2 separate regions of the Homo sapiens genome follow, and region 1 is linked to region 2. A link is an interaction called in ENCODE POLR2A ChIA-PET data of the cell type or tissue named here. Cell type or tissue: MCF 10A. All regions are shown on one strand. Each heading gives the region's core, and the rest is flanking DNA. Links, peaks and the distances in the headings are about the cores only.

Region 1 (12,793 bases), core at 5,029-7,528, 140 kb before region 2:
TAAATATCTGTTGACTTGAAGAATGAAAGGATAACCGTCAGGGGGAACTTCTGAAAGATTTTTTTCCCCAAAACTAGACACGTTGAGGTATAATTTGTATGCTATAAACATTGTCCCCCTTTTTTCACCTACTTTAAAAAATATGGTAAAATTATTGTGGTCAAATTACTGTATTAGCCTTTTGTTGTTGTTTTTGTTGTTGTGATGGAGTCTTGCTCTGTCTCCCAGGCTGGAGTGCAGTGGCGCAATCTCAGCTCACTGAAACCTCCGCCCCCTGGGTTCACATGATTCTCCTGCCTCAGTCTCTTGAGTAACTGGGATTACAGGAGTGCATCACCACACCAGGCTAATTTTTTGTATTTTTAGTAGAGACAGGGTTTCGTCATGTTGGCCAGGTTGGTCTCAAACTCCTGACCTCAAGTGATCTGCCAGCCTCGGCCTCCCAAAGTGCTGGGATTACAGGCATGAGCCACTGTGCCCGGCCATATTAGCCATTTTTAAGTATATAGTTGAGTACATTCACATTATTGTGCAGCCCTCACCACTATCCATCTCCAGAACTTGTTTCATCTTGCAGAACTGAAATTCTGTACCCCGTTAAACAATACCCCCCATTTCTTCTTCCTCCACCCTGGCAACCACCTTCCTGTCTCTATGAATTTGACTGTTCTAGGCACCTCATATAAGTGGAATCATACAGTATTTGTTCTTTTGTGACTGGCTTATTTTGCTTAGCGTGATGTCCTCAAGGTTTATCTATGTTGTAGCATGTATCAGAATGTCTTTCCCTTTTAAAGCGAAATAATATTCCCTTGTCTCTGTATGTCATCTTTTGTTTGTCTGCCCATTGGTCCACAGACATTTGGGTTTTTCTACTTTTTGGCTACTGTCAATATGGTAGCTATGAACATGGCTGTACAAATATCTCTTCAAGACCCTGCTTTCAAGTCTTTGGGGATATAAACTGAGAAGTGGAATTCTATGTCTTTTTTCTTTTTTTGAGATGGAGTTTCGCTCTTGTCCCCCAGGCTGGAGTGCAATGGTACGATCTCGGCTCACCGCAACCTCTGCCTCCCGGGTTAAATCGATTCTGCTGCCTCAGCCTCCCGAGTAGCTGGGATTGCAGACGCCTGCCACCGTGCCCGGCTAGTTTTTATATCTTTAGTAGAGACGGGGTTTCGCCATGTTGGTCAGGCTGGTCTCAAACTCCTGACCTCATGTGATCCGCCCGCTGCAGCCTCCTACAGTGCTGGGATTACAGGCACGAGCCACCGCGCCCAGCCAGAATTCTATTTTTAATTCTTTGAAAAACCACTATGTTGTTTTTCACAGCCCCTGCACCATTTTACATTCCAATCAACCGTGCACAAGGGTTCTGGTTTCTTTACCTCTGCAAAGTGCTAGGGTTTTTTGAACCATCCCCTCAGTTGCCTCATTTAAACAGATAAGGAAACTTCATTCCAGATAGGTTAAGTGACTTGACGGCCTAGCTTGTTACTGTCAAAGGTAGGACTGAAACTCAAATCTCCCTGCTTTCCCTGTTGCATGTGAGACGCAGTCTGGTCATGCATTTATTTCTTTACTCAACACACAGTGCACACATCAGTGCTGTTTGAGGTGCAGGAGTTTACAAAGATGGTTCAGATAAAGCCCCTGTCCTGACCTCCTGCCTCTTTCTGCGGCTTTCCCAAAGCTGCTTCGTGCTGTTTACCTCACAGTTTACCTCTCAGTTTAATTGCCAACTAGTAGCATCTGCAGCTTCGTACTTGGTGTTAAGTAATTTGCTTTTTACTTCCCTCCTCTGTTTTCAGTCCAAAGGAGCTTAGGAAAATGAACTCACTCGTCCTGATATAGCTCTCACAACTTGATAATTTTCTATAAAATCATTTGAGAAGAAAATATTGATAAAAATGAGATAAGAGGGGAAGGGTACAGAGACGCCGAGCTCTGTACCAACAGCTGTAGAAAGTGGAGCCATATTTAAAAGTGATTAACCACTGCAGGGCCTTCTTGTGTCCATGTGTGCCTGACTGTTTTTTCTTTTTTTCTCTCACTCTGTTGCCCAGGCTGGAGTACAATGGCATAGTCTTGGCCCACTGCAACCTCCACCTCCTGGGTTCAAGTGATTCTCCTGCCTCAGCCTCCTGAGTAGCTGGAACTACAGGTGTGCACCACCATGCCCTGCTAATTTTTTGTATTTTTAGTAGAGACAGGGTTTCACCATGTTAGCCAGCTGGTCTCGAACTCCTGACCCCAGGTGATCCACCTGCCTCAGCCTCATAAGGTACTGGGATTACAGGCGTGAGCCACTGCGCCTGGCCTGTCTGTCTGATTCTTGAAGAGCTCATCTCTGATACGGGTATTTAATGCTAAGGAGAAACTCACAAGCAACAGGGGGCCTGAGTTGTGTTCAACTGTCACCTTGTAGGGAACATTGCCTGTGGCCACCTTGCAGAAGCAATGCAATGCTTATTGTTGACAAGTCCCTTGAGTTATGAGAAGTTAAAGCTTACTGAAGTTACGATATGGTTGCTACTTAAATATAGGTTCGAGTTAGTAGGGAAGAGGGCTAACGATGGTTTCTTAGTAAAGCATTTCGAGGGCCTGCTTGTGTCATAGCGCTGGGCTTGGCAGCCATGGACGTGGATAAAGTGAATTCCTTTTTGTAACCATCTTAGGTTTCTCCTTTCCGGCTTCTGTTTTTGTAGAGAGGTTTTTTAAACTAGGGCACTGAGAGAGAAGGAGGGACTCATTTTTTGTTCTGTTTTTTTTTTTTTTTTTTCCCTTGGCAAGTGAATTTATTTCATCTTTTTTCTTGGCAAATGAATTTATTTCATTTTGAAATCTGCAATCCTTTCCTTTTTGTTCAAGATATCTGAGTTTGACTTGGATTTACTTACAGCCACTTCAGGAAATTGACTTTGAAGGAAAATCTGAGCCAGGTGGGAATCTCTGCTCTAGAAGTTGCAGGTACCTGGCACCTGGCTCCCTTTAGGCCAAGTCTCAGGATGAAGTTAAGTCTAGACGGACAAAACTCTGCCACGAGGGCGGTTGTTGATGGGTCAATGTGAGAGACCTTTGTGATTTGGGGCAAAAAGTGTTCTTATTAAACTTTGCAGTTTAATAACAGAGTTTGTCTTTGCATATTGAACCCTGGTCCTTTTCGGCTGCGTCTAAATTTGTATGTTCTGTGAATGAGAATGGGATCTAGTGCCTGACCGAACTATACCATGTCTGTGCGTTTGCTCTTGATTTTGCAGCCCTGACAGGTTGGGTAGCAGCCTGGCCTGGAACCAGCTGCAAGTAACCAAGCAATGATGAGTTATTTGCAGTTGGATAAAGGCAGATTTTACCCATTATCCTCTGGAGGTCTTCTCTTGCGGGGAAAGGTCAGCAATAATGAGATTTAGTCAGCTTTCCTTGCAGGCGGAGCCTCCAAGGAAATACTCATTGAACTTGAGTATTTTTGTGCTTTTGTTCATCGTATATAGAAGTCCTAATTGAAACCTTAAATTGTGCGCTCCGTAAACCACTTGTTGAGCCGCAGATGGTTGGTTTGTACATTACTTAATTTATCGGGTCCTTACTCGTCTTTGCCTGCAAGATGAAGGGATTGGAGAGAGTATTTCCAAGACTCTGTTTTATCATCAGCAACATCATCATCTTCTTGACATCATAGGAACCTGTTGATCAGAGGCTGTACCAGACACTTCATCAACATCCCACTTAATACTCTGCATGCGGCTCTCCAGGACAGATTCCCTCCCACTCTGCAGAGGACACAGGCTTAGAGAGGGTGGGTGAGGAATTAAGGAGCTGAGCTGGGTTTTGACCTTGTCTGACTCCAAAGCACTTGTTCTTCAGACTGCGTCTTGCTGGCCTCTACAGCTTTATGATTCTGGGAAAAGTACTTACGGCCACGTTTCTTTGGTAAGAAACAGGTAATTGAAGAACAAAAATGAATTCTATATCTGCTTTAGGAGAACTGAAAGAGGCTGGAATAACTGCCTTTCTTACTGTAAGATTTAATTATTAATGGATGAACCAGAGATTATAAGTATTAACAGAAATAAAACAACACAATTTTTAAAAATTCAGAGGATTTTCAGACAACAAATTTCCTGGAAGAAATTGTGCATTTTTTTTTTCCCTGAGAGTGTCATAAAAGCTGGGTTTAGGAATTGCCATTTGGTGGCAGATGGGGTAAGTTATCTTTGCCTTCTTTAATAGTTTTTCTTTGTAGGAGAAGAAGATCCTATTCCTAAATCGCTGTGATATTTAGGTCTTTAGGGGTGGGATCTTGTGAATTTGCTATTATTGTAGACTGAAATCTATATATAGGGACACTCAAATGTGGTATAAATCCATGTCTTTAAAAAAAAAAAAAAAGCAATTACTATGTTTGAAAGCCAAGCTATAAAAAGTAAATGAAATCATAGGAGAGCCAAGAAAGGATTTCATTTTACTGAGCAAATGTCCTTGACTTTCTTTTCCCTTTTGTGTCCTGCAGTGACAGAGTGGGGAATGCAAATGTTTCGAAATTAGGATCACAGCTTTTATTTACAGGTGGTTGAGTGTTGGCATTTGTCCCTGTCAGCACTCCTGCTCTAGATGAAGTGACAGATCCAGAAGGGAGAAATCCAGAAAACAGACACTCAGCTTGTAATTTGTTAAATGTCATTTTAGTTATTTAGCATTCCATAGAACCTGGTTTTATTTGACTTTATTTAAAGAGGAGGTTATTTTTTATTTTTATTTTATTTTTAGAGACGGAGTCTGGCTCTGTCACCCAGGCTGGCGTACGGTGGCATGATCTCGGCTCACTGCAACCTCTGCCTCCTGGGTTCAAGTGATTCTTCCGCCTCAGTCTCCTGAGTAGCTGGGATTATAGGCACCACGTCTGGCTAATTTTTGTATTTTTTTTTTTTTTTTTGAGACGGAGTCTCGCTCTGTTACCCAGGCTGGAGTGCAGTGGCATGATCTCAGCTCGCTGCAAGCTCTGCCTCCCGGGTTCACGCCATTCTCCTGCCTCAGCCTCCTGAGTAGCTGGGACTACAGGCGCCTGCCACCACGCCCGGCTAATTTTTTGTATTTTTAGTAGAGACGGGGTTTCACCGTGGTCTCAATCTCCTGACCTCGTGATCTGCCCTCCTCAGCCTCCCAAAGTACTGAGATTACAGGCATGAGCCACCGCGCCCGGCCTAATTTTTGTATTTTTTTAGTAGAGTTGGGGTTTCACCATGTTGGCCAGCCTGGTCTTGAACCCCTGACCTTAAGTGATCCGCCCACCTCAGCCTCCTAAAGTGCTGGGATTACAGGTGTGAGGCACTGCACCCGGGCAAAGAGGAGGTTATTTTTATTTAGTGTCTGCTTATATACATTGTAACATTTTTTCATCAAAGTTGAAATTAATTTCCTTGAAAATTCATGTGTCTTTGACGGCTGAGGTTTGGGTAGTACCCGCCAATTTTACCAATCACATTTAAAAAAATAGATTTTTTCATACCCATACATAAAAACACATGTGAGCACCTCCCCCTCAAACACACACACACACACACACACACACACACACACACACACACACACACACACACAGAAAAGAAAGAAGGGAAGGAAACATTTGGATGCTTCGGAAAGGTGTTGTTGAGCAGTGGGACAAAAGCCTCCTTGAGCAGTTGTGGGGTCTCAGAACATGGAACACCCGCTAGTCTACACATCTCACAAATAGAATGGGCTTCTTGAATGGTTCTTTCTTGCTCAGAGGTACTTTGCAGCCCAGCCAGAGCTCTGATAATGATAGGCTGGATTTCTATATGGAAACATAAAACAGCTCAAATCCAGGCATTCAGCTTTGTCTTCTTAAATTGCCGCATTGCTTTGGCTAGGTACTAGATAAAAAAAGAACTTCTAATGAGAGGAATATTTTAAGACCTGGGTAAGCTGTCACACCATAAAATGTTAAACAGTATTCCCCTTAGGGATCTGTTCAGAATTTCAAATGTTCAAAATCTCTGTTGATTCCTCAGCAAATACAGATGATCTTGGCGTTCTTTCTGAATGCTTCCCCCAGGTTCTTCCCAAGGTTTCCATTAAGAATCATCTTTTTGCAATGATAATTGAGTTTCTCAATTTTTTTTCCCTCCTGGTGGGGGTAGACTGTTTCAACGCTAAGCAGTTAATTTTCTTTGCAAAACTCACTGTGGTTTATCATCATGTTTCGAAGGGCATGGACAACTACAGAACACTGGGGGAGGGCTGGATATGTTTTTGTAATAAAGAGGCTGCATGCTGGAGGTAGATGCATCCCAGTGGGGACTGGCAGTCCTTGAGGGACTGACTCATCCATGACTCACATGGCAGCCTGGGTGGCCCCTTGGCCCTGGTGCCAGCCTCTGGAAGTTTGGAGCTGGTGCTCACCTCTCCCATGAGACCTTGAGAGTTAAAATATGCGGTGAGGCTTCTGGTTTGATTGGAGTGGGGCTCACCTTTGGTTAGGGACTTGGTGAGAAGCTAGAAGAAATGCACACACCTTTTGGCTTTTGTATGTAGTTACGGGAGACTGGGCTACTGCTGGTTTTACACATGGTGAGACGGTGTAACGGAGCAACTGGTTGGGAAGAGAAAAACTGTTCATTTGTTATAGTGCACATCTTTACCTACTTGAAATGCCACCTTTATGATATTCTGCATGTCCATATAATTTGTGTCTATTTCTGGACTTTGAATATTTCTGTTCATTAGCAAACTATTAAATATTTTTTACCTTTTTTTTGAGATGGAGTCTTGCTCTGTCACCCAGGCTGGAGTGCAGTGGAGTGATCTTGGCTCACTACAACCTCTGCCTCCTGGGCTCAAACGATTCTCCTGCCTCAGCCTCCTGAGTAGCTGGGACATGCCACCATGCCCAGCTAATTTTTCTGTTTTAATAGAGACGGGGTTTCACCATGTTGGCCAGGATGGTCTCTTACTCCTGACCTCAGGTGATCCACTTGCCTGGGCCTCCCAAAGTGTTGGGATTACAGGCATGAGCCATCGCACCTGTATATTATATATATAATATATATACTGTGTTACATATATACTATATATAATATATATACTGTGTTACATATATACTATATATAATATATATACTGTGTTACATATATACTATATATAATATATATACTGTGTTACATATATACTATATATAATATATATACTGTGTTACATATATACTATATATAATATATATACTGTGTTACATATACTATATATAATATATATACTGTGTTACATATATACTATATATAATATATGTACTGTGTTACATATATACTATATATAATATATGTACTGTGTTACATATATACTATATATAATATATGTACTGTGTTACATATATACTATATATAATATATGTACTGTGTTACATATATACTATATATAATATATGTACTGTGTTACATATATACTATATATAATATATGTACTGTGTTACATATATACTATATATAATATATGTACTGTGTTACATATATACTATATATAATATATGTACTGTGATACATATATACTATATATAATATATGTACTGTGTTATATACTATATAATATATGTACTGTGTTACATATATACTATATAATATGTACTGTGTTACATATATACTATATATAATATATGTACTGTGTTACATATATACTATATATAATATATGTACTGTGTTACATATATACTATATATAATATATGTACTGTGTTATATACTATATATAATATATGTACTGTGTTACATATATACTATATATAATATATGTACTGTGTTACATATATACTATATATAATATATGTACTGTGTTACATATATACTATATATAATATATGTACTGTTACATATATACTACATATAATATATGTACTGTGTTACATATATACTACATATAATATATGTACTGTGTTACATATATACTACATATAATATATGTACTGTGTTACATATATACTACATATAATATATGTACTGTGTTACATATATACTACATATATGTACTGTGTTACATATATACTACATATAATATATACTGTGTTACATATATACTACATATAATATATATACTGTGTTACATATATACTACATATATATACTGTGTTACATATACTACATATAATATATATACTGTGTTACATATACTACATATAATATATATACTGTGTTACATATACTACATATATATACTGTGTTACATATATACTACATATAATATATATACTGTGTTACATATATACTACATATAATATATATATACTGTGTTACATATATACTACATATAATATATATACTGTGTTATATATACTACATATAATATATATACTGTGTTATATATATACTACATATAATATATATACTGTGTTATATATATACTACATATAATATATATACTGTGTTATATATATACTACATATAATATATATACTGTGTTATATACTACATATAATATATATACTGTGTTATATACTACATGTAATATATATACTGTGTTATATACTATATATAATATATATACTGTGTTATATATATACTATGTTATATATACACTGTATATACTATCTATACTATGTTATATATACACTGTATATACTATCTATACTATGTTATATATACACTGTATATACTATATATACTATGTTATATATACACTGTATGTACTATATATACTATGTTATATATACACTGTATATACTATATATACTATGTTATATATACACTGTATATACTATATATACTATGTTATATATACACTGTATATACTATATATACTGTTATATATACACTGTATATACTATGTGTTATATATACACTGTATGTACTATGTGTTATATACACTATATGTACTATGTGTTATATACACTATATGTACTATGTGTTATATACACTGTATGTACTATGTGTTATATACACTATATGTACTATGTGTTATATACACTATATGTACTATGTGTTATATACACTATATGTACTATGTGTTATATATACTATATGTACTATGTGTTATATATACTATATGTACTATGTGTTATATATAATATATATACGTTATATATAATATATACTATATATACTATGTTATATATATACTATAGTATATATAATATATACTATATATACTATAGTATATATTATACTATAGTATATATTATATATAATATATACTATAGTATATATACTATAGTATATATTATATATAATATATACTATATATTATAGTATAGATAATAATATATATTATGTAGTATAAATATATACTATATAATAGTATATATAACTATATAGTATATATAGTTATATAACTCTGTATATATGTATATAACTATATATAGTTATATAACTATATATAGAGTTATATAACTATATACAGAGTTATATAACTATATATAGAGATATATAACTATATACAGAGTTATATAACTATATAGTATATAACTATATATATATATATGTAGAAAAAAACCTAAAGACTTTTTGTGTTTTTTTTGTTTTGTTTTGTTTTTCTGAGACAGGGTCTCAGTCTGTTGCCCAGGCAGAGTGCAGTGGTGTGATCGCGGCTCACTGCAACCTCCGCCTCCCAGACACAAGCCATCCTCCCGTCTCAGCCTCCCAAGTAGCTGGGACCACAGGCATGCGCCACTATGCCTGGCTAATTTTTGTATGTTTTGTAGAGATGGGGGTCTCACCATGTTGCCCAGGCTGGTCTCGAACCCTGGGGTCAAGCCATCCTCCCACCTTGGCCTCCCAGAGTGCTGGGATTACAGGTGTGAGCCACTGTGCCTTTGTTGTTCTTTGAAAGTTTCATAGTTATCACTTGTAAAGCAAATGGGCTTGAAATGATTTTTATATTACCTTATGATAACTTTCTGAAATTACGGAGTTTGGGGAGGGAGGAGAGGGAGGCAAGATAGAGCATGGGATGAGGCAGGCCAGATGCAGATGGAGAGTTGAACATCTTGGAAAGAGAACTTCACAACCAAGTTGTGATCAATCTTAGTGCCTTTTTCCTAGAAAACAAGGAAATGACGTAGGTTGTTACAATTGAACTGCCTTCTGTTGGTGAGAAGTTGATTTTAACAGTCCTGTGATAGCTGCTCACATTTTGTTACTATGATCTCCCGAAGAGATTAAGGTCGAGAAGGAGCAATAGGCAGGGATTTGACCTCGTCTGGTTGTTAGGAGGAACAAGCTGTTGATCTCTGCTTTTAACCTGCGTCCAAACCGCAAGCCTCCTGGTATTGTTCACCCCACTGCTCAAGGGGTGTCTGCTCAGAAATTCCATTCTGTGGGGAATGCTTGCCAATCCATGATTTGATTGGTTTCCTCATGTGATTGTGGAAGAATGTTAGCTACTTTCTCCGTCTTGCTCCTGTGGAATAATACTAACTGGTAAATTTTGGAGGAAAGCTGCTGTTCTATCATGATGGAAATTATATTTTGGATTCTGCTTTTCACTATAGAAATTTTTTGGTAAGTGTGGCCCTGAGCTCAACCAGGGAGGTTCCATAGCCTTCCAGACAATGAGATTAAATCTTTCATTTTAGTGATCTTCCTGTGTTTAAATCAGGATCTCAACTGTCTCTCGTTAGAAGACTTGGGGAAATAAAAGGTAAGGATTCCTCTGGCATAGTAATGGTGCCAAAAGATTTAATAATTTGAGAATGCGTTCATAGTTTTGGTGAAATAAGTTCCTGTGAGGCTGTTTGCCCTCCCTGACTGCTGTTCTCTTTGTTGTGTGTGGCTAAGAGTTTTTATGAAATTCTATGGAATTGGTATTCACAAGACACTTTGTGTCTTATTTAACCCTTTGACAGTATTCTGAAAATTCCAATGTGAACATGCATGGTCATAAATACTTCTCAGTGTTAAATTAACTCCTTAAAGGTGTAACACCTATTCACTTCTTGTCAATTTCTTTGTTTTTAAAAGACTAAATACATATGTGCCTCTCTGTATATGTTGTGCATATTTTAGAATGAGTCAATATAAATCCAGGTGAGTCTTTCTAAATGACTCAGACACTGTTGCTGATACTTCACATAACTTTTGCTATTATTTTATAATTTATCTGTAATATTTTTTAGTAGCTGTCTCAAATTGCAAAAGAGTTTTTGTTTTGAAAATGAAGAGATGAGGCTGGGAGTGGTGGCTCATGCCTCTAATCCCAGCGCTGTGGGAGGCCAAGGTGGGCAGATTACTTGAACCCAGGAGTTTGAGAGCAGCCTGGGTAACATGGCTAAACCCCATCTCTACAAAAAACACAAAAAATTAGCTGGGTGTGGTGGCACGCACCTATAGTCCCAGCTACTCGGGAGGCTGAGGTGGGAGGATCACCTGAGTCCGGGAGGAGGATGCTGCAGTGAGGTGAGATCACACCATTGCACTCCAGCCTGGGCACAGAGTGTGTGTCTCTGGCCTTTTAAGACTAAACAAATTGCAGAACTTATATTTAAATAAAAGGAACTAAATATATTAGGAGATACTTCCATATGATGGGCTTAAAGATGAAAACATAACATATTAATTTGAATTATCTTACTTGCTTTTCTTACTTTTGGGTAGAATCAAAAGTAAGGAAAATTCTTGGGAACAAAAAGCACATTGTCTATTTAATTTGAGGTATCTATGAAAGCTATTTTAATTCGTATTTTGAAGATGTATATCAACTGCGACTAGGGGCTTGAAAAGGTAAGAAATTTACAGTTCCTGTAAGTACTGCTTTGGCAGAGCAGAACCTCTCAAAGTATAGCGTGTACTTTATACGATGGAAGATCTGTGAGGGAAAAAAGGTGGGAGAGGTCATGCTACTGTGAGAAAGGAAATTATGTTCAGATTGAACAAGCTAAGCCACTTGCCAAAATGTTCTCCCCAATGTTCCTGTGTGTTTTCTCCTGGTGCATACACACGTCTTAAGCCTGTGCGAACCTGCCTGCTTGTCTGTGCACAGGAATTAAAGTTTGGAAAGCTTCCATTGTGATCCTTTCCCCACTTGCCACTCACAGTGTGGTTCATGGAACGCAACGCTCGGTGGACCTACATTTGGAGCATGAAGATGCTGATAGCAATCTATGTCATGCGTGGCATTAATCACTAAATCCCTGTCCACACAAGCATCACATCAAACGGGGAATTGAGGCATCTGTCAAAAGAATGCAGTAGGAATCGTCTGAGAATGAGCAGGGTTTGTGTTCTTCATCTCTGCTGCACTCCAACCCTCTTTAGGCTGCAGGGATTTTTGTTTTTTTCTTTTTTGAGACAGAGTATCGCTCTGTTGCCCAGGCTGGAGTGCAGTGGCGTGATCTCGGCTCACTGCAACCTCTACCTCCCGGGTTCAAGCAATTCTCCTGCTTCACTCTCCCAAGTAGCTGAGATTACGGGCACCTGCCACCACGCCCAGCTAATTTTTTGTATTTTTAGTAGAGACGGGTTTCGCCATGTTGGCCAGGCTGGTCTTGAACTCCTGACCTCAGGTGATCCGCCCACCTCGGCCTCCCAAAGTGCTGGGATTACAGGCCTGGGCCACGACGCCTGGCCTGTTTTTTTCTTCTTTTGAACATTTGTGTTGTATATAGAGCAAAGGAATACTCCAAAGGAATTTGGGGTATATAAAAGAATCATTTCCCCCTGAAATTTTCTGCCTTTAGTTGAAAACAGCTATGTGTTAATTCTACGACCACAGCTCATTGAAGTTTCCTTTCTGTTGTCCATGTTGGTGCTCTTGCCTATGTGCCTGTTAGACTGTATGTTAAACACATGTGGTCAAAC
Region 2 (12,793 bases), core at 3,804-6,303:
CAGAGGAGTGGCAGCTCAGTTCTGTTGATAGAGCTGTGGATTTTGCTCACTAAATCCTTAGAACATGGCCTTGGGGTTTTGTCATCCCATTTTAGAGACGAGCAGACTGACACTTGAAGAGGTTACGTCACTTACCTTATCCTGTTCACCAGCACCAAAGGGCAGGGCCAGGACTAGTTTCTGCCTAAGTCCACGGTCTTGAAACACTGGAAAATTGCTAGTGCTTATTTTCCCTTGGGGAAAGGTGACTCTTGCAACACTTTCTTTTTCTTTTCTTCTCTTTTTTTTTTTTCTTTTTTTGAGATGGAGTCTTGCTCTGTCACCCAGGCTGGAATGTAGTGGTGTGATCTTGGCTCGCCGCAACCTCTGCCTCCTGGGTTCAAGTGATTATCCTGCCTCAGCCTCCTGAGTAGCTGGGACTATAGGTGCACACCACCATGCCTGGCTAATTTGTGTATTTTTAGTAGAGACAGGGTTTCACCTGTTGGCCAGGCTGGTTGTGAACTCCTGACCTCAGGTGATCCACCCACCTGGGCCTCCCAGAGTGCTGATTACAGGCGTGAGCCACCGTGCCTGGCCTCTTCTAACATTTTTATTAAGGAAAAATAGTCTAAGCACATGTTATGTGAAATGTGGCCCAAGTATCGTAAATTGTTTTCAAAACATTTTGAATATGTGTATTTCATGGTGCACCTGTATTTCATGATGCAGGTGCATGATAATGGACTTTATCTTGCTGATTGATATGTTTTAGGATTATTCTGTTTCAAAGCTGTTGAAAAAATAAGTTATATGATGACCTGATCATTCAGGTGAATAGGGAAATTGTTTGCAATTAAATCTGAAGAAGTTTTTGCTTTTATTTTCAATGAGCTGCTGTTTTTCTGATTATATTTTCAATATCATTGGAAAGAGAGTCACATTTTATTGGATCTTTGTTTTCTAATTTGTATATGGCTATTTGATAACGCTTTTGTGAATTGGGTAAGTAAAAGGGCCAGTATCAGTTCCTTTGACTTGTTTAAAACCTTAAAACAATAAAGTTAGAGGTGGTGGAGAGTGGGTTGGTAGATTAACAGACAGCAGAATCACAGGAAACTTTTCTTATGTGGCCACCATGTTTATATACTCATATACAAAAATAATATCAGATTTTAAAATTGTGGTTCTACTTGTAATTAATTTTTTTTTCTTTTTTGAGACAGAGAGTCTCTCTGTCACTCAGGCTGGAGTGCAGTGGCACGATCTTGGCTCACTGCAACCTCCACATCCTGGGTTCAAGCAATTCTCGTGCCTCAGCCTCCCAAGTAGCTGGGACTACAGGCTTGAGCCACCACACGTGGCTAATTTTTATATTTTTAGTAGAGACAGGGTTTCACCATGTTGGCCAGGCTGGTCTCAAACTTCTGGGCTCATGTGATCCACCTGCCTCTATCTCCCAAAGTACTGGGATTACAGGTGTGAGCCACTGTGACCAGCCTGTAATTTAATTTAATTTAATTGTAAAGAGTAATCTTATTTGTTGGTTGTAATGGAAATGTATTTCCTCATTATTGACTGTAGTCAACTGCAAACCCTTTGCTAATGGTGGGCCTATGCTTTCTTTATTTTTTAAAAATTGTTTTTGTAGAAATGGGGATGGGAGTGGTCTCCCTATGTTGCCCAGGCTAGTCTCAAATTTCTGGCCTCAATCCATCTTCCCACCTCAACCTCCCAAAGTCCTGGGATTACAGGTCTGAGCCATAACACCGAGCACTTATGTTTTGTGAACTGAACTTCTTTGATGGTTAACTAATGTCCTTAAGGTATTTTAATCAAGACAGTATATTCGATATAAATAATAACTTGATAAATAACTTGCTTATTTTTTCTTAGGTGTAGACATTCTGCTAATTAGATATGAGCCTAATATGGTTTTTACCCAGCATCTGTGGTAATTTGTTCTCAACATAGACTTTTTGATAAACAAAAGCATTTGGTCGAACATTTTTTGTTTTAAAAAGATATGAAACTAATTACAGTGTCAGTATTTATATAACTGAATGAAGTTGATTTAGTAGGTATTTCTAAGTGTTTATATTGTTTTTAATGTTAATTATGCCATTACAAAATTTAGAAGGTGAAATTTGGAAAAGGCAATTGTTTTTAATTCTTCTACCCAAACAAACCACTTTTAACATTTAGCTATATTTTCTTCCAAGATTTATTCTGTGCACATTAAAAAAAGTAGGTATGAGCTTGATTTTGTTGGTTCTGTTTCACACCTTCAGAAACATGTACTTTTTGGTTAAAAGCATATCAAGAATGAATTTATTTATTTATTTATTTATTTATTTGATACAGTCTCGTGCTGTTGCCCAGGCTGCAGTGCAGTGGCATGATCTCAGCTCACTGCACCCTCCGCCTCCCGGGTTCAAGTGATTCTCTGCCTCAGCCTCCTGAGTAGCTGGGACCACAGGCGGGTGCCACCACATCTGGCTAATTTTTGTATTTTTAATGGAGATGAGGTTTCACTCTTTTGGCCAGGCTGGTCTTGAACTCCTGACCTCAGGTGATCTACCCACCTCAGCCTCCCAAAGTGCTGGGATTACAGGCCGACTTAAATAATAGATGACATAAAAAAGTAAAACGTAACTATGCGGGAAATAAAAACTTTAAGTGTATTAGAATAATGATACAAATTGTGATATGAAGCTCTTCTAAAATGTTATAGAACTTTAGTTTTTAAATAATGAAAAAGGGTAGCTGGCAGATGAATATTACAGGGCCATTTCATTAGTCTTTTTCCTCCCCCATCTGTCAGATATTTGATTCAAGTGGCAGCCATGGATTTTCTGGAACTCAGCTACCTCAAAACTCCAGTAACTCCAGTGAGGTAAACTTTGCTATAGATGGCCGCCATCTTGTTTTACATGAATGACACAAATGCTAACTTTTTCTGTTTTTTTTTGTTTGTTTTTGTTTTTGTTTTTGAGACGGAGTCTGGCTCTGTTGCCCAGGCTGGAGTGCAGTGGCACGATCTTGGCTCACTGCAAGCTTCGCCTCCCGGGTTCATGCCATTCTCCTGCCTCAGCCTCCCGAGTAGCTGGGACTACAGGCGCCCGCCACCACGCCCGGCTAATTTTTTGTGTTTTTAGTAGACATGGGGTTTCACCGTGTTAGCCACGATGGTCTCGATCTCCTGACCTTGTGATCCACCCACCTCGGCCTCCCAAAGTGCTGGGATGACAGGGTGAGCCACAGCACCCGGCCACAAATGCTAACTTAAGCGAGGAATGCTGGTTCAGAATCTTTACATGAACTCCTTGAAAATAGATTTATAATTAAAATGGTCCCAGTAGGTATTCTCTAAAGAGATAGTCTTGAATGCCAAGCATTTTGGAGGTATCTAACCTCATGTTAACTCCATTTTAAAATTAGTGACATGACTAGACTGAAGTCATAATAATATCTTTGATTTATACATCTCTATTCCTCAGCAGTACTTACCTTCGTTTGAGAGTTCAGTGAATACAAAATTGCATTTTCCTCTCAGGGTTGTCAGGGATCTTCACATAGATAGTACATTCTATGCTGTGTCTCTCCAGGCGCCGTCAAGGGGAGCCTGAGTAATGTCTCCTCATCCCTAGAATTGCTTCTGACCAAACAAATCCTCAGAATGATTTCTGAATGAAATCCTAGAGCATGAAATCCCAGATGTGCCTATGCCTCTTCCTAGTGCCTTTTTCAAACCCACAACATCCCCATGAAGCTGTGTTATTTAATTTCTCCTCCACCAAATAATTTTTTTTTTTTCAGATGGAGTCTCACTCTGTTGCCCAGGCTGGAGTGCAGTGGCGTGATCTCGGCTCACTGAAACCTCTGCCTCCCAGGTTGAAGCAGTTCTTCTGCCTCAGCCTCCTGAGTAGCTGGGATTACAGGCACCTGCCACCAAGGCTGGCTAATTTTTGTATTTTTAGTAGAGATGGGGTTTCACTATGTTGGCCAGGCTGGTCTTGAACTCCTGACGTCGCGATCCACCCACCTCAGTCTCCCAAAGTGCCGAGATTACAGGCGTGAGCCACTGCACCCAGCCAGTTCTTACTCTGCACTTACCATCTCTTACTGTTAGCCACTCTGTCAAGTGCGTATGTCATGGCTCCCAGGAAAGCTTGTAATCGATATAGTTTATATATGCCCTATTTCTATTAGATGTAGTCATTTAATGGCTGAGGATGACTGATTTGTAATAAAGGCCCATAATTTTAGGGTCCTATCTCTTCCAGCATTATATAACAATGTAAAATTCTTACTTTGAAAGTTAAGAGGCCTGGCATGGTGGCTCGTGCCTGTAATCCCAGAATTTTGGGAGGCTGAGTCAGGTGGATCATTTGAGACTAGCCTGGGCAACATGGTGAAACCCTGTCTCTATCAAAAATGCAAAAAATTATCCGAGTGTAGTGGCTTGCTCCTCGGAGGCTGAGGTGGGAGGATTGCTTGAGCCTGGGAGGCAGAGGTTGCAGTGAGCCAAGATCGCACCACTGCACTCTGACCTGGGTGGCAGAGTAAGACCCCATCCCTGAAAAAAGAAAGTTATGAAACTATAGCATCAGTACACTTCCTATTAACAGAGTTTATGTTGGACTTTGAAAATAAATTTTGCTGATGTAGCCACTTACAGTGAGAATTTAAGCTTAGTGCTTAAGATGGGCTCAAATCAACAGGTCCCATCGATGCTCTAAGGAGTGAGAAGAAACTATGATTTCTGCATTTGTTTTACTCCTATTTGTTTTAGCTAAGCATTACTTGTGATGTAGGGATACTGAAGAAATTCCTTTCATTTATAGGACAATTTTAATGCAGCCTCTGTAATTTCTGTGCTATCGTACCCAGATAACTAGATTCAGATAGAATGGCAGATAGAACTAAGGGTGTAATTTGTTTTTTTATATCTCTGGGACTTAAAATTCTGCCTGAGCTGGCTAAATAATTAATATTTCATTTTGCTACTTTTCATCTGCTAATCATTCTTGGAGAATACTTGTAACCTGCACAAACCTATTTTTATACAATAAGTACATTACGCCCATTTCTATAACACAGAAAGGCTGTTGTGAGGGAGGGGCCGTGTGCATTTTAAACTATTTCACTCTAATTGATGCATCATATAACAGCCCAACAGTGAGTCACCCTAATTCAAAATCTGTTAAGTCTGGAATAAAGCCAGTCTTACTTGAACATTTTTTTAGAGGACACTTTGGCTTGCCAAAAATGAAAGCTTTTCATAACGAACGTCTGGATGAGTAATAGTGAGTCTTACACGGCCTTTGAAGGGAGGTGTTTGTCATGGAGATTGTGACAACAAAGTCCCCACTAAGGCTCAGATGGCGGCAACCCCAGAAGCTTCATTGCAGAAATTGTGACAGCCCCTGGGCCTTGGCCCCTTCTTCTGGAAAATTGGCTTGGGGTATTCCAACTTTCTGTGGCAGTGAGTGAATGCAGTATTGTCATCTTAGTCATGAGCTGTAAACTGAAAAAAAAACCTAAAAAACCCCAAAAAACCCCAAAACCAAAACAAACCCCCTAATATTGTTTTCTTAAATGGAAAATATGAATGAAACAGCTTACTCTTCACCACAGTATGGTAATCTGTTTAGAGAGAATATTAATACACAACCCTACATAGCATATATATATGCATACAGCTAGCGAGCTAGCTAGATCCATCTTTGTTTTTCTTTCATATCAACCGATGTGTGGGCCTCAGTCCAAGAAGGAAATAAACACTTTCTCTTCTATGACATTTTACTGTTGTTAAGAAAACTGGGAGCGTGCAACTCCCTTTTGTGTTTTCTCCTCATCTCCCTTGCAAATAGACTTTCCTTTTATCAGCCACTGTGGTGGTTTGGGCCCATTTGTGACAGCCAGATTGTGATTTTGCTACTCACTTCCCTTCAGTGATCCAAGTAGTAATTACAAGCCATTTGATCCAAAAGCATCTGCTGTGAGAACACACGGAGTTTCAATTTTTTCTCCTTGCTGCATACTGAGCATAAGTAATTTGACATGTGGTTTCAGGACCATTGATGTAATAATAATAATAATAAATACTTCTGTGGAATGCCCTCCAAGGAGAGCTAAAGTGATTTGCAGACGTTCACTAGTCAGTCTGGAGTGACTGTGGCTGCAGCCCAGTGATGTTCCCGTGTCGTGATGGCCAGTTGGAGCTGACTGCAAGGTGATCTGAGCAGCAGTGGCCAGAACAGTGGCCCAGGGCTTTGGAACAAAGGATGATTCTCAGGAAGTTCTTTATAGTGGCCATCGCTGAAATGCAGTAGCTACTCCCAGTACAGTATAATGCCCTGATCCAGCCTCAGCTTCCAAAAAAAATCTTTACAATTTATGTCTTTCAAATGCAATTCCTCCCATCAGTCTCCTAACCACCCCACGAGGCTGGCGTTTTTAACCTCTTTTGAAGGTGAAGGAACAGAAGTGCAGAGGCACTAGATAACAGCCCCTAACAAGGCTGAGATTTGACCTGGATTGCCTTGCTATTATTGTATTTTTTCTGTCTCCATTTGCATTCTCAGGACCAGGAAACCTTGAAGAGGCTAGTTGGAAATATATATATATATATATATATATATATATATATATATATATATATTTTTTTTTTTTTTTTTTTTTTTTTTCTTTGATGGGAGGAAGTAGAGTAGGAGGCGTGGTAGGTGCGTAACAGTCCTGGCAAAGGTAGCCAACCGTGGAATTCTGGGTGGTTAAAAAGGTTAATTTAACATAGCAGCATCTTTGACATGGGTAACCTGGAAAAAGAGTTTTCCAGATGGCTCCATTTTTAATGCTTATTTTTAGGATTCTCTCTTCTTTTTATGAAAAGAATATTGGAGAATATTTCATCTGGCTTCCTGAAACTAAAGCATGTGTATTTTCAACTTGGATAGCATTGACCTTCCTTCAGAGAATTAATCCAACTTTCCCTCCAAATGGGCAAAGCTTACAACAACCTAAGAGATCTGTAAGCACCAAGTAGCTTTTTCTTTTTCTAGTTTTAATAAATTAATTTTAAATTCTTGGTGCTTCCTTTGAATAACCAGGTTTTACTTTTCTTGAACTGTATACATTTGTGAGGGTTGTGTGTGTGTGTGTGTGTGTGTGTGTGTGTGTCTGTCTGTCTGTCTGCCTAACACACACCAAAAATTACATTTAACTTTTCATTGAGGGACTCTCTTGAGAGGGTCTTACTCTTTGATGGCCTTGGCTTTGATAGGCGTCTTCTCTTCTATGGTTCACTAGATCTTGGGTCAACAGTGTAGACTCAGAAAACCATTGCTCAGAGCAGTTGTAGCACAGCACCTTGTTTAATGGATTTTAATAGGATTATTTCTTTTGTCCTTCCATCCTTCCATCTATCTGCACACTTTTCTCTTGTCCAGAACTTATTCTCCTTCAATAATCTGTTAATTTTTCTTCTCGAAGCTTCCAGAGAGCATTAAGAACTTGACACTATGTCAACAGATTTGAGTAAGATACTGAAAACGGACAGCGTTTACCCTTCTGCCTGTAATATGACTGTGAATTTCTAGTTGTATCCAGCTCAGCACTGAAGTTTTGGGTGTGTCCTGGGTGTGGGACGCACTGTGTTAATGGCTGAGGGAGAATGAGGATGCAGAAGACAAAGCCTCTGCTGGTATTCATCTTCTCCTGGTGCGGGACTTAGAAGTGACTCTCCTGTGAGCTGGGCTTTGCCAAATGCTGTACCAGGGACATAGGAGAGTAAACTCATCTAAGTGAGAGGACTTGAGGGCAGAGAAAGGAGAGATAGGAGAGAATTCATAAGACAGGGGCATTTTAAACCAGGTTGGAGGGTATATATGGTTTCAGCACTGACTCTACTTGTAAGGACGGTACAGCAGAGAGAGGAGATGGAAGTGAGCACCGGTGTGGAGCAGGAGCATGCCACTCCCTTCTGGGGAATGTTCCCTGAGCCATTCTGTTCAATGGGAACATGGTGTGTGGCTTAGAATAATGGAAAGTAATCAGGAGATTTGGGTTGCACCCATTTTATATAAAGGGAGTTAACTGCCAGGCGGGCATTCTGTGTAGTATAGTGGTGGTGTGAACCAGCTCATCCCAGACTTCCACCCTTCAGATCCCCGGAGTACCATAGGCACTAGTTGTGTAAACTTGGGCAAGTTTCTAGAATTTCCTGAGCCATATTTTTCTTGCCTTTTCCATAGGAAGTGATGATGGTGCCTTCCTGAGAGGGCTGGCTGTGAGTGGTGAGTGAACTGATGGCACATCAGGAGCTTGTTTCATTTGGTCTCACGAGATGCAGTCTTTTTTTTTTTTTGAGATGGAGCCTCCCTCTGTCGCCCAGGCTGGAGTGCAGTGGCACGATCTTGGCTCACTGCAACCTCTGCCTCCCAGGTTCAAGCTGTTCTCCTGCCTCAGCCTCCTGAGTAGCTGGGGCTACAGACGCGTGCCACCATGCCCGGATAATTTTTATTTTTAGTAGAGATAGGGTTTTACCATGTTGGCCAGGCTGGTCTTGAACTCATGACCTTAGGTGATCCACTGGCCTCGGCCTCCCAAAGTGCTGGAATTACAGACGTGAGCCATGGCGCCCGGCCAAGTGATACAGTCTTTCTCTGATTGTCAGTAACGGTGAGAACAAGAGGGTGTGAAGGCACAGTGTTAATTTGTACTGCTCATGTTCCTCCCACACCTGTTTATCCATAATTACGTTCTTCCTGATCTCCAAAAGTGCAGCAGTAAATTAATTGCTCTGTCACCCTCAGTGGGAGCCTGTGACTTCCTCCGGGCCTTGTTCTTTGTGATGTTTCTTACTCCACAGTGACCTCTGCTGGGTTTTAGTTTGCTTCTCAACAAGCCTGGTTTCAGAGGTGGGGCCTGCACCTTTAAGGCAGCATCTGTTTGTTGCTAAGCACCGGGTTGAAATCACTGCCCAGATGAAAAGTACCCGAGAGAATGAACCAGGGAAAAAAATGTGCCTGTGTAAGACAAGAGCCTTTAGCAGAGAGTGTCCGGGCTGGTTCCTGGCATCCCTGGCTCCTTGCATCTGGTCCTGTCTTTTCCTTTGGCATTGGCACGTGTGGGGATGTGCATTCTGGCTGTGATCATCCTTCCAGAAAAATGTACTGAAAGCGACAGATCCAAGACAAATCCAGAAATGTCACTTCAAAATTGAGCACCATGTTTTCAAAAAGATGGCACAGAGAGACAGATTTTTCCCTTGCTTTCTTCTTTTAAATTTCTTTACGATGTCTCTTCTAGTTTTTAAATCCTGCATAGGAGGATCTTTTACTTTGTATTTAAAAATGCATGGAATTCAAAGTAAAATCACCCATTAATGATAACTTTAAAGTATGATGAATGATATATAATAATGTGATAGTATTGAATCTACAGGTGACATTTTCTGGTATGTAAGGTGTTTCACATAAGTGACCTCTTTTGCTCACAAAAACTTAAGTAACAAGTAATTTTTTCAATATGAATTATATTAATAATATCCTCTTTTACAAAACAGGAGCTGAATCGTACGTAGCAAGGTAAATCTTGTCCTAGGCCACACTTTGCTGGTAGAGTCTGTGACTTTTGATTTCGAAGCCCCAAATCTTTTCTTTACTGCTATGTGAATATAAGAACCTACCCAGAGAGAAACATGTCTACATCGCTTAAGAAATGTATGCTATTTTTGTTATGAATTACAAAAGGACGTATTAGCATGAAGTCAGCAATTGTTGTGATGATGTAGTTGGCACACTACACTTTTTTGGGAAAGGCTTCCTGAAGGTGGTATTCTTTGAGATGATTTTCCAACAGTGTCTATGTGTGAGATAGCTGAAGGATAGAGAAAAGATTTCCCAGGACTATGGGTTAATTTTAAGGAACAAATAGATTTCTGTCAGTGATGAGTCAGGCTAAAATTAAAAAGAAGAAACAAAGACAAAAACACAGATAGTCTTAGAAGAGAAAGCTTGTGCTGGATTAAGTGCAGTTCAGAGTCAGGATGGCAGGCAGATGTCAGTGACCATGGACAAGGTGTGTCTGGAATTCAGTGGGAGGTCAGAGAGGGATTATGGCTGAGATGCAGGCTTCACAGTGGCCCTTCTCAACCATGATCCCAGAGCAGTAAGCGTGGATACTCAGCAGCCCTTACATGGATTGCGGTGTTCTTTTTTTATTTTTTGAGACAGACTCTTACTCTGTTGCCCAGGCTGGAGTGCAGTGGCATGATCTTGGCTCACTGCAACCTCTGCCTCCCAGGTTCAAGCGATTCTTCTGCCTCAGCTTCCCAAGTAGCTGGGACTACAGGCGCACGTCAGCACACCTGGCTAATTTTTGTATTTTTAGTAGAGACGCTGTTTCACCATGTTGGCCAGGCTGGTCTCGAACTCCTGACCTCAGGTGATCCACCCGCCTTGGCCTCCCAAAGTGCTGGGATTACAGGCGTGAGCCACCGTTCCCAGCCGGATTGTGGTGTTCTAACTTGGCATAAGCGGTCAATTGACACAGTGGAAAGAACACAGGACAGGCAGTCACTAACTTTCACTCTGCTTCCCATGGCTGCAGTTTCATCTGATAAAATGAGTGAGGAAACGTTGTCAGCCTCAGAGGGCTGTGAGAAGCCAGTGATGTGAAGCGTGTGAGCGTTTACTCTAAATACTCCGTAAATGAACAGGACATTTGGCCGGTGGTTTCCTTCATTTGTTAATCAAATTTGTCTGCATTTTCTTTTGGCATCTACAAACAGGTCGATGAACTTCTGCATATATATGGTTCAACAGTAGACGGTGTTCCCCGAGACAATGCATGGGAAATCCAGACTTATGTCCACTTTCAGGACAATCACGGAGTTACTGTAGGGATCAAGCCAGAGCACAGAGTAGAAGATATTTTGACTTTGGCATGCAAGGTAACGGATTTTGCTGCAGAAATATATTTCTGAATAGAAATAATCATTAATGTTGCAATCTTATGCCTTCTAAATTCATGTGATATTCAAGGGCCCAGTTTCCATGCCAGGGAACATATTAGCATATTTATTAGTTAATATATTTATTAGCATATTCATTAATTTGCATTCTATTCCTTGATCTCTTTAGAAGAATGAGTTATTAGGTCATGATCCCACACTTCCATGAAGAACCTGAGCTAATCTACTGAAATTCTATGTATACTTTGATATCTAGAATAATTATGAAATCCGTTGCTATTTAAGTTACTTAGAGATGGTGTGTTATAAGAAGGCGGCATAAACTTTGAGGTAATTTAATTTAATCCTAAATAGTTTTATCGGATTTCTCCAGATTAAACACGAAACTTGATATATTCACAGTTGCTTTATGGAGATTAATATAAGATGATGTTTTATTCATTTTTCAAACTGGGTTTCATTCCTGATCTGAGAAGGGAGTTTATGGTAAGTCTTAAAGAGAGCCCTCTGAGAGAGAATATATTCAGCAACATCAGATCAGAAGCTTTTAGACCACCAGGTGGTGCAGTAGAGCTTAAATAGTTTTAAGTTTCCAGAGAAAATACAATCAACTATGTTGAAATGGTGAAAAAGGCATATAGAGTTTGGCAACACTTAATCATGTGCACTTAATAAATGTGAAAAATGTTTAATTTTAGTCCCCCTTTTTCACTTTGACTTGAAACATTAGGATTCTCTACATTTATATGTAGTTTATATCCTTAGGAACTTAATTTCCTTTTGCTCCCATATGTAACGTTTTTATTCAGAAAACCAACAATGTTCTATACCAATGATATCCTCCATTAAACTGATAATTTTCTGAGTAATAAAGGGTATCAGAAGTAGTGGGTCAGCTGGGAGCAGTGGCTCATGCCTGTAATCCCAGCACTTGGGGAGGCCGAGGAGGTCAGGAGATCGAGACCATCCTGGCTAACACGGTGAAACCCCGTCTCTACTAAAAATACAAAAAATTAGCTGGGTGTGGTGGCGGGCGCCTGTAGTCCCAGCTACTCGGGAGGCAGAGGCAGGAGAATGGCGTCAACCTGGGAGGTGGAGCTTGCCTTAAGCCGAGATGGCTCCACTGCACCCCAGCCTGGGCGACAGAGCAAGACTCCGTCTCAAATTAAAAAAAAAAAAAAAAAAAAAAAGATGTAGTGGGTCAATTTGACCCAGTTAGAGCATAGGCCTGAGATAAATTTCTCACTGTTGAAAATATGCATGCGAGAGAAAATATGAGTGTGTGTGCGTACACATTTTCGTTTTGAAAGTTTTTGGAGTAGGACATTCTTAAGTCTGTAGATTTGTTAACATTTTACAAATTTCTGTACTTTAGTAATGAGAAACAAGGTTAGGCTTAACCTAACTAAAGAGATGGCATTTGCTGAGCTGATAAGATTTATTTTACTGTCAGATATGTTCTACCGTAATCTCTTAAAAATGCATCTCTTGCCTTTAATCATAAGCAATATTGTTCAGCGAAAACCTTCTTAAAAATAATTGTCCTCCTTTACTTTTTTGCATACAAGTATTTATTTATTTATTTATTTATTTGAGTTGGAGTCTTGCTGTTATCACCCAGACTGGAGTGCAGTGGTGCTACCTCAGCTCACTGCAACCTCCACCTCCTGGGTTCAATCGATTCTCCTGCCTCAGCCTCCCGAGTAGCTAGTATTATAGGTGTGTGCCACTACACCTGGCTAATTTTTGTATTTTTACTATAGTCGATGTTTTGCTGTATTGGCTAGGCTGGTCTCCAACTCCTGACCTCAAGTGATCCACCCGCCTTGGCCTCCC

The links. Peaks named below come from ENCODE experiments on the same cell type or tissue, not always from the same donor. Only the 100,000 strongest peaks of a DNase experiment are listed, where the experiment ranks them.
Region 1: POLR2A ChIA-PET joins it to region 2 with 6 read pairs; 3 of 35 experiments call an interaction of 5 or more read pairs at or near these places.

What each region holds. Positions count from the first base shown.
Region 1 is chr6:155,020,279-155,033,071 of GRCh38, forward strand. All of the region lies in intron 1 of TIAM2 (TIAM Rac1 associated GEF 2), which reads left to right. Among named protein-coding and RNA genes, the nearest start is that of TIAM2, 31 kb to the left of the region's middle. In MCF 10A, for the core only: no CTCF peak of the experiment used is centred there; a DNase peak (open chromatin) is centred at 6,353.
Region 2 is chr6:155,166,042-155,178,834 of GRCh38, forward strand. TIAM2 (TIAM Rac1 associated GEF 2) reads left to right here. Exons shown (of 27, transcript NM_012454.4): 10 at 10,775-10,936. Among named protein-coding and RNA genes, the nearest start is that of CLDN20, 92 kb to the right of the region's middle. RefSeq lists enhancers at 5,206-5,265, 5,306-5,725, 5,756-5,815, 8,938-8,997 and silencers at 10,491-10,620, 11,973-12,175. In MCF 10A, for the core only: no CTCF peak of the experiment used is centred there; a DNase peak (open chromatin) is centred at 5,240.